Linked DNA regions of Mus musculus: region 2 is linked to region 1. A link is a loop called in an ENCODE intact Hi-C map of the cell type or tissue named here. Cell type or tissue: left cerebral cortex. All regions are shown on one strand.

Evidence for each region. Peaks named below come from ENCODE experiments on the same cell type or tissue, not always from the same donor. Only the 100,000 strongest peaks of a DNase experiment are listed, where the experiment ranks them.
Region 2: a loop joins it to region 1, with 6 times the contacts of the local background. A loop is called at or near these places in 23 of 42 quality-filtered maps.

The regions. Positions count from the first base shown.
Region 1 is chr17:15,373,151-15,381,150 of GRCm38, reverse strand. It overlaps Dll1 (delta like canonical Notch ligand 1), which reads left to right and starts at 5,328. Exons shown (of 11, transcript NM_007865.3): 1 at 5,328-5,964; 2 at 6,192-6,485; 3 at 7,201-7,261; 4 at 7,457-7,714. The coding sequence starts at 5,911. In left cerebral cortex, a CTCF peak has its summit at 3,003 (motif pointing right); DNase peaks (open chromatin) are centred at 4,128, 5,169, 5,307, 6,410 and 2 more places; H3K4me3 peaks cover 3,669 bases; H3K27ac peaks cover 1,808 bases.
Region 2 is chr17:15,061,868-15,069,867 of GRCm38, reverse strand. It overlaps Ermard (ER membrane associated RNA degradation), which reads right to left. Exons shown (of 18, transcript NM_001039552.3): 18 at 5,636-6,266. The coding sequence ends at 6,251. Among named protein-coding and RNA genes, the nearest start is that of Gm35343, 9.7 kb to the right of the region's middle. In left cerebral cortex, a CTCF peak has its summit at 4,035 (motif pointing left); DNase peaks (open chromatin) are centred at 611, 3,574 and 3,993; H3K4me3 peaks cover 222 bases.

The sequences.
Region 1 (8,000 bases):
ACCCACATCCACAGGCCCAGCGATGGCCACCTCTCTAGCACCGCCACCGTCCAGAAGCCCCCAGGGGCGCTAACTCTAGTTGAGAGTCAGAAACGTATGAGCAAACTAAACGCAACCCCTCCCCTGTTAGAGCCTTCTTCCCACAAACCCCTCACCCCATTGCTACCCATTCCAGACCAAAGGCCGCGGAAAGTTCCGAGCGAGGTGCACGCGTGACTCTCTTCGGCTGGCCACGAGCAGCTGCTAGGATAATCTGATCCTGGGACAAAGGCCCGCCCGCCCGGGCTGCAGCCGCAGGTAAACACGCGCTTTGTTATGGAAATCAGCGCAGGACAGCCCGGAGCAGACAACCCACGATTCCGAGGAAGGAGAGGCATAGGGGGAGGGGCCTCGGGTGGGGCGATCTGTCATCTGCGCGGCAGCCGCCAGCTGAGCCACGCGCCTCCCCTTTTCTCATGTAAATCAGCACATGCCTTTGCAACTTTCTGCAGCCGGCTTCCCAAGACCCACGCACCCCAGGGTGAGGTGTCCTCGGAGCGCATACAATGGCTCTGAGTTCCTATCTAGCTACCCAAAGGAAAATCACCAACTAGGTGGGTAGAAGGAGGCGGCAGCCGGTTCCATCAAAGAAGAAAGGGCTGTGATCCTACGGCATGACGGAGTTCGGACCCCGATCCACTCTGAAGTTCACGGGGCGCCATGCCGGAGTCTTTTGGGTTCATTACTCCTTTTGAGTGTACTGCCCACAGAACGCAGAGGAGGCTAGGCCTACCGGTTCCACCTGGTGGGTGTGAATCTGAGGCTCGAAGTCTCTAGTCTAATTGGAAGCCAAATGCTGATTGCATTCAAGTGTGCACATGTCTGTACAAACATTAAAGTGTGTGCGCCAGGATTATGGTTGGCATGCTTGTAATCCTAAAATTCAGGAGGTTGAGGCAGGGGTATCTTGAGCTCCAGGCCAGCCCTGGCACCACAGAGAGAATTTAAAAGGGGAGTTGTGCTGCGGACTTGGTTGATCACACCAGACAGGTGGGCCACAGGTACAGGCTTCCTTTCCACGTCAACGCAAGGACTTTTTCCCCCTAATATTTTAACTGCTTTTGATTCTAAAACTGGCTGCGGAAAATGGACAGAAGGGCTGTTGGGCAAGATGTGATACTAGAACTAATTAATACACAGGCTCCTCCTCCTCCTCCTCCTCCTCCTCCTCCTCCTCCTCTTCCTCCTCCCCTCAAGCAAGCTGGCATGTTTGATCAACACCAGATTTGCTGCTTGGAAGTTTCAGTTTTGTTGTTCCGAACAAGGATCCTAATTCTTAGGACTGAGAGAACCCTCTGTTGTGTATACAGTGTTCAGTGGGTCTGAGAAAACACAAATCCCGCTCAAGTCTCCAGATTTGTTTACACAGAAAACTGAACCTGTGCTTGGCCTAGTCTGAAAACTGTTTGGGAGTTATGCATGGATACTGCCCTGTCTGCAGCCACGGTTAACTCTGTATCTTGAGAAGTGAGCCTTTTAGGTGTGTGCATGAAGGAATTGGGTCAGGACTAGGTGACCTGTGCTGAGGATGGGCACGACTAATTCAATAAAATTGTGCCTGGGAGTTTTTATTACCACATGGACCAGTAAAATACAGAAAACAATCAGGATCAATAACAGACAGAACTCCAGATGCACTTGTTGTGGCTTTAATTCTGATTATTATGCAACCTGAGTCTGCCCTATCCACCCATTGCAATTATTCAGATTGGGGCTGGGGGGGGGGGGCATGTGGAAAAAAATCAACACTACCACCAGACAACAAATACTTCCTTCTAGTCCTGTATCTGATGTATTCGGTGTCTCCTCAGCTCTAATGAGCCACACTTTGTACAGTAAATTTGCTGAAACATCAAAAAGCATTTAAAAGAAAGTTTCCTTCTTTCTTCTAATGGTGAAGGTGAGGATTTATGGTGTGTGGGGAGGGGAAATCTGTTGGCTAGGCCAACATTCAGGCAAATCTATTTAACATACTCTGGCTTAAGCTCCCTCCTGCATTTGGGGGGTTCTGAGTGCTTAGCTGTGGGAGTATAGAGACATGCAGTTAGGGAGTGAAAAAACGCCATTTGGTTCGGAGCAGATGGCTGGCTAGGGGGCTGATGGCGTCTAAAGGCGTGTCATCCCCCTCCCGGCTCGAATCCCTAAGGGCTCCCCTTGTCTTCCCAATCAATGAAAATTAAAGTGCAAAGAAAGGATGAATAGCTGGACCTCGAGTCTGTCCTTTGTTCCTCTCAGCTACTGGTACGCAGGAGTTAAACTACAACAGGCTCCTATAGAATCACTGAAGTTAAACAGTCTCCCCGTTAGCTCTGTGTTTGAAAGAGAAGGGAATAGGAACCAACTTAGGGGTGGACGATTGAGAATGGGGAAACAGGAGGATGAGGAGGAGGAAGAAGAAGAGCAGAAGGAGTAGGAGGGAGGAAAAAAAGAGCTTTCTGCTTGATTTCCCCAATACAGAATGGTGTGGCATAAATTAAGTTGGAAAAGAATGAATGCGTTGGGCAGGATTCTGATGGATTTTACGATGCCTTTCAGAACTGCTTTGCCACTGTAATCGAGAAATCTGTGCCATGTCAATTTAACAAATACTTAATACTAAGGGGGGTTTGTTCAAGATTTGGGACAAGTCCACCCCTCTCAGGGTCTAAGCCCTTGCGCGTGAAACTTTTCATTTCCAGTTTTCTAAACAGGCATTCAAACAAGCCTGGTTTCCACTTCCATCTTCTAATTAAAAGGTTCCTGATATTTCATTTCTTCTTGTAATCTCGAAGGCACAGAGGAGTCTGCATCTGACCTTGTTTCTTTTCTTCTTTGAATCCCCTCTGCTGTAGGAACCCCCTGTCACCTGAGTCCCACTCCCAAGTCCCAACAGAGAGCAGCTTCAGAGCTCTGAGAAACAGAGTTCTCAGAAAGTAACTTTCCCAGGAAACATTAGCTAGTGAAAAAGGAATCCTAACACTAGGTGGCAAGATTAAGTTAGGATTCAAGCTAGCCCAGCCTTGTGGTGATGTAGCAAATCCCTACACAGTTTACAAAGGACAGGGACTGTTTTTGCCACGGCCATGGGGGTGTGCCTTAGGGGTGTCAGTATCTTTTGAAGCCTCCATTTGTTCTATAATAAACAGGTTTTTTAAAAAGTGGGATCTAACCCTGCCTTTCTCACCTCAGCCTTGAGTATTATACACATGGCTTTTTGGTTAACTCTTTGATTGTCTGTGAGTTGGCGATGACGACGTGAAGTGCAGAAATTCCTGTTGATTCTGAAACTTTGAAAGTGTTTGGGAGACAGGGTAGCAGTAGGCAGGCTGGGTCATCAGAAAAGGAGCTGTAATTTCAGTTGCCAGATGGCCCAACACAGATGATTCTGCCCAGTAACTGCTAGATTCTTGTTAGCAGTGTTTCTCTGGGCATGCGAAGGTTTTCCTCTCTTTCTGTGCATTATATACATCTTGCTCCAGATACTGGCCTAAATGATCAAGCTACTCTGCCAGGACAGGGCTCATTCTCACCAACAGGACAGCAACACCTACAGTGAGGACACCTGTCAGGTACACCCTAGGGGCTGTGCTACAATCAAAGGAACACTAGCTCCAAGAATCACACCTCGGGATTCTAATGAAGCTGCCTAGGTGGTGGGGGTGGAGTAAAGAGGCCCCTCTAAAGATGGGAATATACAGCTCATGGCATGCTCAACACAAAGCTAGGTGCTAAGTCAGAGACTATATCTCCATTTACTTTTCTCTGGAGCTTGTAACCAGGGGAGCCGTTTAGGTAATTCATTGTGATACGTGTGTCCTGGGCCCTCCCAATAAACTCATTTCCCTTAAAAAAAAAAAAAGAAAAAAAAGAAAACAAAAGTTCTAGTGTCTGATGGATGTGTAAAAACCTAATAAGGTGACGGTTGTGTAAAGGTTATGTGTTGGGGGGTGAGGTGGGGGGAGTCTTTCAAACATGTGCCGGACATTGTCGCAGAGGCCGCGGCGTGCGCGGAGGGGAGCTCTTTCTCTCCGCATTGTGCAGAGAGCAGGTGCTGTCTGCATTACCATACAGCTGAGCGCACAAAGAGCCACTGATTCAGCCTCGCACAATAACAGACTGCCTTAATGACAGCCACGCGAACGACACACACCAAACTCACTTTTTACCAAGCAGAGGGAGGCCTGAGGGGAATACCCAGGAGAGTGGGACCGGACACCAGTGAAGGTGGTGTTGGTTGAAAATCTCCCGGGAGAGGGTGTGTACACCGGGAAAGGGGTAAGCTTAGCTTTTGGCTCTGCTGGCTCAGGGAATACACTATCCGGACCCCAATTCCCCATTTCCAGTGATCGTGGACAACACGGAGACAGCAGCGCTCCGGGACACTGCGGTGTCTGGGGGTGTCCGGCCCGGATCGCTAGCCCATCGGCACTCTCCGAGGCTCAATCGCCAGGCTTCACCAGAGGTATAAGCGTGCCTAACCTCCCCAAACTTCCCAAACTGCCGGGGTGCTCTTGCCACCCTTTGCCCACCTCTTCAAGGGTCCCTTTCCTACCGGGCACCCCGCCCCCGCCCCCTCCGGGAGACTCCTCCTTAGAAAGAGGCTGCCAGGGAGGAGGGGCAGCAGCAGGGACGCGGGCCTCTAACCTCTCCCCGGTTCCTCAGTCCCTAGGACTGAACAAACGAGGAGAGCCTAGGCGGCTAGTGTTGGAAACGCCAAGGTCCGGAGGCCGCGTCCTGCGAGCGAGTCTAGCGGTGACCGCGAGTGGGAGGCTCAGGCCGCCCAGCGTGCCTAGGGTCTTCGGGCCTGTGGCGGTGGGGCGGTGGGCGACGCGGCCTCAGCTCCAGCTCCGGGAGCAGAGCGGTTCGTCTCCGGGAACGTTTTGCAGGAATGTAAATGAGCGGGTTTTGCGCTGGGGGAGGGAGGCGAAGGGGCGAGGGCGGAGGCAGAGAGGACTAGGGGGCGGGGAGGTGGGGGGCGGGGAGGAGGGTTGCACATTTTACAGCTCACTGACCATTTGGCGATCCATTGAGAGGAGGGTTTGGAAAAGTGGCTCCTTTGTGACAGCTCTCGCCAGATTGGGGGGCTGCTCATTTGCATCTCATTAGTTATGCGAGCGGCCGGCAGGATTTAAGGGTGGCAGGCGCCAGCCCGGGCCAGATCCTCCGGCGTGCACCCGCGGTTACCCTGTCTGACCAGGGCAGGTCACGGGAGAGCACCGGTGCGGCACGGAGCCTCCCACGCTTCGGCCTCCGGTCCTCGGTGTGTGTTCTCGCATGGCATTGGCTGAATTCTTGAGGAAGACGCGAGGCTTGGCGATAGTGCAAGAGATACCGGTCTAGAACACTCTGGGAGCGGCAGCGGCTGCCGAGTGACGCCGGGCCGGGAAACCAGGGCGCGCGCCGCAGTCCTTGCCACCACCGTTCCCACCGCGCCCCTCGGGGCCCCGGATTATCGCCTCACCGGTGGGATTTCCAGACCGCCGCTTCCTAATAGGCCTGCGAAGGAAGCCACTGCAAGCTCTCTTGGGAATTAAGCTGAACATCTGGGCTCTCTTCCCTCTGTGTCTTATCTCCTTTCTCCTCTTTCCCTCCGCGAAGAAGCTTAAGACAAAACCAGAAAGCAGGAGACACTCACCTCTCCGTGGACTGAAAGCCAGACGAAGAGGAAACCGAAAGTTGTCCTTTCTCAGTGCCTCGTAGAGCTCTTGCCGGGGACCTAGCTGAAGGCACCGCACCCTCCTGAAGCGACCTGGCCCTGATAGCACACCTGGAGCCGAGAGACGCCTTTCCGCCAGTACTCCTCGGGTCATATAGACTTTCCTGGCATCCCTGGGTCTTTGAAGAAGAAAGAAAAGAGGATACTCTAGGAGAGCAAGGGCGTCCAGCGGTACCATGGGCCGTCGGAGCGCGCTAGCCCTTGCCGTGGTCTCTGCCCTGCTGTGCCAGGTAGGGGGCCGGGCGGGGCTGCTGCGCGGTGGAGGGAGGGGAGTCGGACCAGCCGATCAGCTGTCCATCCCCAAGTGACTCCGGCAGCGACGACCCCGAGAGCTGCCCGGCAGCGGGCAGCTCCGGATGGGCGCTGAGGTGCGCTCGGCCTCTGCGTCCTAGCAAGGGCCCGCGCGCCCCCGGGTCCCTCCGCCGCCGGCGCGACCTCACGCCCCTTCCCCGCGCAGGTCTGGAGCTCCGGCGTATTTGAGCTGAAGCTGCAGGAGTTCGTCAACAAGAAGGGGCTGCTGGGGAACCGCAACTGCTGCCGCGGGGGCTCTGGCCCGCCTTGCGCCTGCAGGACCTTCTTTCGCGTATGCCTCAAGCACTACCAGGCCAGCGTGTCACCGGAGCCACCCTGCACCTACGGCAGTGCTGTCACGCCAGTGCTGGGTGTCGACTCCTTCAGCCTGCCTGATGGCGCAGGCATCGACCCCGCCTTCAGCAACCCCATCCGATTCCCCTTCGGCTTCACCTGGCCAGTGAGTGGGCACCTGCGCGCACTCGGCTGGGTCTGGAGGGGTAGGGGTGGCTGGTTGGTGGTTGGCAGTGGGAAGAAGGCAAGGGCCACTGATAAGGGTTGGGGAATCCCACAAAGACACGCCTGAGGTCTTGACTTCTTACTGGGAACTGACTGGCAGTTGAGGAGGGGGTGTGGAACCCCAGAGGCTTTTGCAAGCCCTGGGCATTTCTCACACACCTCCTACTTACCTGAAAGGTCGAATGCTTCCCTCCCCTACCCCCAAAGTTGGGAGAGTTCTTGTCCCCTAGCTCTTAGGCCTTGGTTGGGTTGCTACCAGTGCTGGGGCTGCTCTCCATCCTCGAGGTTCCACCCCCAGAAAACAAATGACAGCTGCCCTCTCCTCTTCCTGCACCCCACCTTGCTCCATCAAGTACTCTCCCCCCTTTTTAAAATACAATTTCCTGTATTAACATGTTTTTAAAAAACCAAACCCACACACGGTGTGTGTGTGGGGGGGGACACTCTTTAAAATTCTTCTAATTAAGGAAAGTGATAGGAGTTGACCTTCATTGGCACAACACAGAGATCTGAGAGCCTCTGTACTTGGTTCTCTTTAATGCCTCTCCTCCTCCTCCAGCTCCTCCTCCTCCCACTCCTAGTCTCCCAACTCCTCCTCCTCCCCTTCCTCCTCCTCCACACTTCCGGTTATCAAGCATCTTCTCCCCTTTCCCTAGGGTACCTTCTCTCTGATCATTGAAGCCCTCCATACAGACTCTCCCGATGACCTCGCAACAGGTAAGACTCCAAGCCCCTAAACTATGCATTCTCCCCATTGATACACAGTTTACCCACTCAGCCCAGGCCTCTTACCTTCACTCTGCACCTGGAGTTCAGAGAAGAAGGGTCCTTGGCTTGACAGCATCCATACCACTCTCTCGGTTCCTAGCGTCTAGGTGTTATCATTACCAACCTGAGCATCTTCTCTCTCAGAAAACCCAGAAAGACTCATCAGCCGCCTGACCACACAGAGGCACCTCACTGTGGGAGAAGAATGGTCTCAGGACCTTCACAGTAGCGGCCGCACAGACCTCCGGTACTCTTACCGGTTTGTGTGTGACGAGCACTACTACGGAGAAGGTTGCTCTGTGTTCTGCCGACCTCGGGATGACGCCTTTGGCCACTTCACCTGCGGGGACAGAGGGGAGAAGATGTGCGACCCTGGCTGGAAAGGCCAGTACTGCACTGACCGTGAGTCCTCTGGAGAATGACCCCTAAGGGTCCATTTATGGGGAAAGACACGAGGCTTTGCAACAGGAGATGGTAGAGATGGCTCAGTGGGGAAACTGAGGCCTAAAGAGCAGTGTTTTGCTAAGGCCGTTGGCAGTTAGGCTGGATTCTGGCATTTTAACAAGGGAGACCTTGTGTCCACTGTAGGAAGCTGCTTTTCTTCACAGGGAGGAGTTCAGAGACAAGGCCAGGGGTCAGGAAGTAAGGCTGTGCTCTCCCTAGGGCCTTTGTATTAGAAAGGGAAGAG
Region 2 (8,000 bases), 310 kb after region 1:
CTGTATATTACATGCTCTGGTGTTCTTGATTTCTCATCTATGTAAATTACATCTCATTTAACAATATAGACTTAATATTTAAATTCTGGAGTATAAAATTATAGTTTAAACTTTGAACACTTTCTGTCAAACTTGCAGCCTCATTAACAAATATTATTTTCCGGGAAGACAAACTCAACTCTCTTTGACTTTATGGCCCACTCATTGAGGTGCTATGAACAATAACTTCAATTTCATATAGCATTTACAGGAGTGACCTTCAAACACTATGGAGTGATTTTCCCTACCAAACGACTTTCCATTTCCTCCTTACTGTCTCTACTTTGCGACTCATGATGATGAAAGCCACTTCCTAAGCAATTGCTACGATCCCTGATTTGAGCTGCTTCCTGCAGCAGCTCCTCAGCTGGCTTCCTTACCAACAGTCCCCAGGACACCAGGAAGTCAGGAGCTTCCGGATGCTGCCTTTGCTTGGTGTACTCAGGCATCATTCCATGGTTTGCAGGGTGTCAGGCATGTGGAAATACTGTGGCTGAGATCAGCCTGCTTGCTCTGGAAGCCAGCCTAGTCAGGGCAGGTGGAATCTGCAGCTTTTTGCAGGATGGCAAAGCAGATATCTTTGCCCTACTGTCAGTCTCTGTTGCATCCTCCCCCTGGAAGAGCTGTTTCAACTCAGACATTTGCAACCTGCCCACAGTTTTCCTGGAACCAGCAAGGAGCCAGACAGGAAAAGATGAGTGTGGAGGAATCAAACTTGGATTATGGAAACTTGCAATAATGCCGAGTGGAAGACTGGGTTTCTGTGCTGACCTGGTGACCTAATAGTGTCCCTTGATGTGACCTGTGTCCTTATGTTGACACAGCCCCAGTGTGTAGGTTACACCCTGTTGGACCACAGCCTGATACCCTTACTTGTCCCCCTGTCCTTCACTTCTCTGGTGACTGGGAGATCAATTTTGGTAACACGTCTAGGTAACATGCAATGGGGGGGGGGGGGTTGGGGTGGTGGTGGTGACATGAGTGGATCACAGAGGTAGCTCACAGGTAACTCTGCTCCTGTCATTCCAGTCACAATGGCACTTGCCTGGGTCCCTCCTGTGGCCTCTGTGACTTAGTTTATCATCCTACAGCTTTACTCAGAGGCCAGATTTCACACACACCCCTTTAGGCTTGAAGCACCCTGGCTTTGGAAGCCTAGCAGCCTTTCAGGGCCCCATTTAGTAGCCCTGCACCTTGCCTGATCCCTATCAGCTCTTGCCTTGTCCCTTGGCCACCCATCCCGGCTGGGCCCTCATGGTCTCACTGTGGTCTCCTGAATGGAGTTAAGTCCTGGGAATTGCTGGAACCAAGCACCGTCCCCCACCCTTCTTACACTGGCATCTTGAGCACAGACATCAACCTCTCAAATGGACTTTCAGAGTCTGGCTGAACTTTGACCTTGTGTGAGCTAGATTGTGACTCATCTGAGGTCAGTTTGCTCAGCCAGCAGCTGACTGTGGTAACTTGAGTCAAGTGGATATGGAAATGGTTCCTTCCTCTACATCCTTAAGGGACCAGAGCATATTATCCCGTAGGTTCCAAAACGGAGAAGGGGAAGCAGTGGAAAAAGAGATAAAAGCACAGACGCCGTAACTGCAGACTCAGCAAGTCTGGCCTGCACAGTTCTGGCATTGGAGCACGGCCCTGGGCCTGTGGGTAGCCATGAACGCTGTTCTTCCTGGCAGCTCTTAAAGGGGTCCTTTGCCAAAAATAAAAAACTCATGAAGTTGGGTGTGATGGCACAGGACTGGGGTAGACTGGCTGATTCAGGGTGACACATAGAATATCACAAGCATGATAAGAACAGATTCCTGAATGGTTTTGAAATCTCAGGTCCTGGGTCTTAGAGATACTTCACTTGGAAAAACACAAGGATATTCAGGCACAGGACTTGAAAGCACTGGGGACTTCAGGCACGGGACTTAGCACAGCAGAGCTTAAAGGGGGTGGAGGGATGTGAGGTGTTGCACCGGATATTTAGCACCATCTGGACATGACCAGAACTTAAGGGAAGCAATATTCCCACCATTTGTCAGCCTGTGAGTATCACACCTCGTGGAGGACCCCTAAGGTGTGGCTTCACACCTCCTGTTCCCACCACTGACTAACACAGCTCACGGCAGCTGAAGATCAATATATAAACACAATGCAATGTTTCCATTGATTTAGCAGACCCCTCAGCCACTAACTTAGGTCCAAACCTCATCCAGGACATGGACAAGATGGGTCCAACTAAAGAAGAAAACAAAACTATTAGCTTTTCTACCATTTAAGGTAATACAGGAAAAATAAGCAAGCAAGCAAATAACAAAAACAGAGCCAAAAGTGTGAACTGCCCAGGTCCAGATGGATAGTCAGGATTTTGACTCCAACAAGACTGGCAACTAACATAGAGGCTCCTGAGGATGGGTTAGCATGGGACCATGGAAAATAATGTCTTAAGTGGGAAGTGAGGAGCCACAGCTTGTGGGAAAAGGCTTATATCTAAATAAATTCAATACTATGAGAATTTTACATGCTGAGACATGAGGGAGGTCCTAAGCTTGTTAATTAAGAGTGAAACAGAGAGATTGGAGGCCCCTGTGCCCACTATCCCTGCATCACCTGCAGCCCCTACCCTCTGCTCTGACTGGGATTTCCTGGACCTCATAACCTAAGGACTGGCCTTAGCATCACAGCCCTCCACTCCCAGTCTGTGGACTGTAGTGCTTTCTTGCTGATCTTGCATTTTGCTGGGCTATTTCTGTCTCCCTGCCAAGCTGCTGGAAAGGTTTTGAGATTACAGATTGCATTTCTGGGACTCAGAGGAACTGTCAGTGAGAGTGACCACTAAGCAGCTGAGGACCAGCCATCCCTGCCTCCTTCACAGGGGAGTGAGTTCCAGGTTTTCTCAACTAAGTTTTCTACCGTCCTCCTAAATGGAATTAATAACATTGTCTTGGGGGGTATTCAAAGTCCTGAGCAAAAGGCTTTGAAACTATGTAAGCTTTCTGTAAAGGTAGCATTTAATATTTATAATGGCAAGTCTATGCTTATAAGGATCCCCAAACTCTAATCATTGGCTGGCACAGGACTTCACTTTATGGGTAGCTTTTTTGAACTGAGCATATTTCATTTTCAATTAATTAATTATGTGTCAAGGGGACATCCTGTATCCATCCATTTGGAGAACTTCTGATGCAATCAAAGACTTATCTTAATTGGCCCCAGTCAATTCACATGGACACTCTACAATTCAGACACAGCCCATAGGAAAACTGGTTCCAGGCCCTCTAAAGCCCAAACTCTGGCGGTACCACAGTGATTTAGTTTCATTAAAATGTTTTAGTAGGGCTATAAAACAAACCACAGACACTCCCTTTTATCCGATGTAAGGAATTTTCTTTGTTAGTCCCTAAAAGCCAATCCCACACGGGCGGGCGCCATGCTTTGGCAGCAGTGTTGGCAGACTGGCTGTGGTGTCAAGGTGTGAATTCAGCCTGCAGCTGGGGAGAGTGGGTGGTTAGAAGCCAGTCTCCACTGCAAGCCTGCGCCCCTCCTTCTCTGCAAAGCTCAGTCCAGTCCCTTTAGACAAAGGGTTCCCCTCCCCCATCAGCAGTATGGTGATTGGTGGTTGGTTAATGGTGACCTTGGTCCCTCCCTCATTCTCCTGTCACCACCACTGGCCACGATGATGTCTTCCCCCAAGAGATTAATTCACACAATACAACCCCAATCTTCCCTCATGAAGATGGACAAGATTTTTAGACTGTGATTGTTCATGCCTTTCATCAATACAGAATTAAATGAACGGAAGGCCGAGCCTTCAGGTGAACGCAATGCTCCACAGCCCCAGTGGCCAGGCGCCAGTGGTCACTTCCCACTCTTGTCACCTTGGACCTACCTCTCTGTGGCCAGATGAAAAAGGAAAGAATTCCTTTTCCTGGAGTCACAGGAGTTGGCAGGAGACGTCTTCCCACACAGCTGGCAGATTACTTAATGAAGAGCGCCACCCTGTGTCTGACTAGAGAAAACACAATCAGGAAAGGACCTAGGAAGTTCTCTAAGGGAATCCAGCATCAATGTGTTCCAGGGTGACTTCCCCTTATCACGGGGTTCACCCCTCAAGGAGCTAAGCTAGACAGAGGCCCCGTTAGCAGCACAGCCCACAGTGAGACTGCAAGCTTCCACTGACGATCCTGTTGGGATACATAGCTTTGGCAAACTCCAGGTCGGTTGACAAGAGTGCTACCTGTGCCAGGTTCGGATCCATAGGTTAAAGAAACGAAAGCTACTCTCAGCTGGGGCTTCAGGTGAGGACTTGAGGGAGACCACTGTTTTCCCAATGGTTAATTCATGTAAGGCTGTGAACGGCTGGAATGTTAGTCACATACAGTGAAGACACGCACATAGCAACACACGCATCACACAGCCCAGTGTGACAGAGAGAATCCAAATCATCTATGAGGAAGAAAAGAAGAAGAGCCAGCATTGGTTGATACAGTAGGCACAGAGCAGAGCATCTGCTGCATCACTTTTTTTTTTCCTTCCTGTCAGTCAGATGAGGTATGCAGTGGCGATGTCAGCCTCAACACTGCACAGATGAAGACAAGCCCTCAAGGTTATAGAGCTCGCCCACAAGCCTGGTAAAATATGGAACCAGTATCTTCCTCTGCGCGTGCTCACTTCTCCAGCATTGGGTCTGCAATGCCAACCTTCCGGCTGACCTCTGCACTTCTGTTTCCTTTTCTAGGGTGACTCCTGAAATGATATTTTCTAGAGGCCACTGGCAGAGATCCACTCACAGGAGTTGAGGAATCTCTTGATCCAGGATTGAACCAGGCCTCAGACAGGGCAAAGCCTGCTCGACTCAGCACGCCTTTGTGGGATGTCACCTTCCTGAGATTTCCCATCAGTCTCCACAGCATGGCCCCCAGCTCTGGTTCTTTCTGCTCTCAGAACCCCAACCTAGAATTACAGCTCATCTCTTCCACTTTCTGCTGGACAACCTAGAGAGTTCCAGAGTGGTGTCTACCCAAACAGGCTTGTCCTCCTGGAACAGAGAGACAGTGCCTAGGACTACATGTTGAAAAAGTCATTCATTTTTGTTTTTTCTTTTTTTTTATTATCTTTTAGAACCTCTGTATGTGCTTCTCTTGGGTCTTCTGTTTGCTATTTCTTTTGCAGAGCAGCCAGCCATGAGCAGCACTACATGTACTTCAGGGCAGGGTGAGCTTTGTTTGCAAGTACACTTGGCAGTTGCCTTGGCCATACAGATAGCACCTTCAATCAACAGTTGTTCAGAATCTTGAATTTGTACCTGTATCATGCAATCACTTTCTCTTCTAATGTCATGCAGGAGAAAGCAAGTCTCTAAACGTCTATCACCTGGCCTCACTAACATACTACTGTGGTATGCATTTCTTAACACACACAAACTTTTATTTTATCTTGTTTTTTAAGGTGGAGGGGCTGGAGGTGGTCTCCTTACATCTACTAGGCTGGTCACAATCTTTTGATCCTCCTGTCTCTGACTCTCAGGCACTAGGATTACAGGCATGTACCACTATACATAAGTGATATCGTTTTTTTAGGAAAAATGAAAGGCAACATAGAGTTCATGGTAAACATTTTTAAAAATCATTTAATTAACAAAGCAGATTCAGAGGTGGGTTCCACTCCCTTGAAATGATGCAATATGATGAAATGGTCCAGGATACAGGACCTTGTGTTGCTGATGTGACACACAAGGACAGGTCATTATGCATGAGAGCCAGATGACCTAGAAGTGATGCAGAGCATGTCTGTGGACCATGTATCCTTTATGTGACTCATTGAAGACATGGCACCATGTAGATATTGTTCCTTTAAAAGATAAGGTGTTAAATCTGAGGGAACAATTAAATCCCAAGTGATGAACCGCAACTTTGTATTTTTACGTTCTTCCAGAGGTTGGCTGTGTGCTGGGGTGACGGTAAAATGCAATGGGACAGACAGGATGTGCAGCTGCCACCAAGTACCACCAAGGTCTCCTCTATAGCTCAGTGTCACGACCAAAAATACCTTGATTCGTGATTTCTTTGTCAGCTTATGTCAACTTTATTTGTGGTTTTTTTGGCTAAATGTATTAACATTTGTTTCTTCTCACTGAAAGTCCAAATCCTCAACAAAACTGCGTGTGTAAGAGTGGTGGCTTCACTCCACTTGTTCTTCTCTCGGCTGGTGTAGGCCACTAGGTTCTCAGTGTACTGTAGGACCAATTTTAAGAATCTGTTAAAGAGACAGTGAGGAATGGCAGTTTGTCTGTCCTGTTGTAGAATGTAGCAGCGTGCATGTCTTGTCTTCTCTTGGAGACATCCCTAACAATTACTCAACTGTGTTTGCATTCAAGAAGAAGAAATACATGCAAAATGAAAATAAGAGAAACTGATAGAGAAAGATCGTAACGCTGGGACCGGTGCTCTCCAAGCTGTGCTGGGTCTTAGAAGACATGAGAGTCTTTTCCCACTCAGATCTTGACATGGTGTTTCTAAGTGATAGAATGCAGTTGGAAGACTGCAGGGCCATGTGGCTCAGACTGACAGAGGCTAGACACATGGTGAGAGAAGTCCCACCCACAAGTCCCTCTGCTACTGATGCTGCATCCCTTGCCTTTCTTCCCTTTGTGTTGACCTGGCTCTCTGAAGAGAACCACCATTACTATGAAACACTTGCCACTGCTAAAACCAGTTTTCTTAAAGTTATTCCCTAAGATGGCAGCAAGTTCCACCTGATTATGATACACTTCGTTTCTACACGTCCAAGTTTATCCTCAGTCTTCTGAGGACTGTAGACTTTCCTGTTTGCACTTCTCATGAAGCTATGCTACAGGAATGGCACAGCGGAGCCCGAGGAGCCTCTGTCTGGGGAGCGGCTTTCCTCTGGGACAGGTCTACTCCTCAGGGACTCTAGGAGGCTGCTACTAGGATGTAGCCAGGTGTCATGGGTGACTGTCACACAAGACACAGACAGAGAAGCTACAAAGCAAGCACCACTGGTGCTAAGGCTGAGTACCCTAACGTACTTGCCACTAGTGCTAAGGCTGAGTACCCTAACGTACTTGCCACTGGTGCTAAGGCTGAGTACCCTAACGTACTTGCCACTGGTGCTAAGGCTGAGTACCCTAACATAGTTGCCACTGGTGCTAAGGCTGGGTACCCCAATGTAGTCACCAGTGGTGCTAAGGCTAAGTACCCCAATGTAATCACCAGCCTTGCACACACTTGCCAAGGTTCTATTCGTCCATCTGGGCCCTACTTTCCTTTCTGTTGCTGTGATAAAATAACCTGACAAAAAGCAACAAAGGGCAAGAAAAGGACTTATTTGGCTTAGAATTCCAGATGACAGTCCATCAATGCATGGAAGTCACAGTGGTAGAAGACTGAGATAGCTCGTCATACTCCATCCAAAGTCAACAGTAGAGACAAACAAATGCAGTTATGCTACCTGCTTGCTGGATACTCAGCTAGCCTTCTCTCTCCTCTTACATAGTCCATGGTCAAACCAGGGAATGGTGCCACCCACATAGGCTAGGCTCTCTCACATCAATTAACAATCAAGACAATTCTGACAGACATGCCCACAGGCCAACCTGTTCAGAAAATTTCTCAAATGAAACTTGAGACTCCAGGTCCGTCAAGTTGACAATGAAAACTACAGAGCAGGTGAGATGGTTCATCAGGCGCAGCCCTCGTCAAACAAGCCTGGTGACCTGGGTTCAATCCCTGGAGCTCGTAGAAAGGTGGAAGGAGTGGGTGGAGCTGTCCTTTGACTTTCACAATTCCCCACCTCACAGCCTCCTCCCCTAGATCAATCTAAAACTACTGCTTTTAATACTAGCACTTAGAAAGCAGAGGCAGGCTGACTTCTGTGAGTTCAAGGCCAGCCTGGTCTACACAGTGAGTCTGGGCTAGTCTAAAACACACACATACACACACACACAC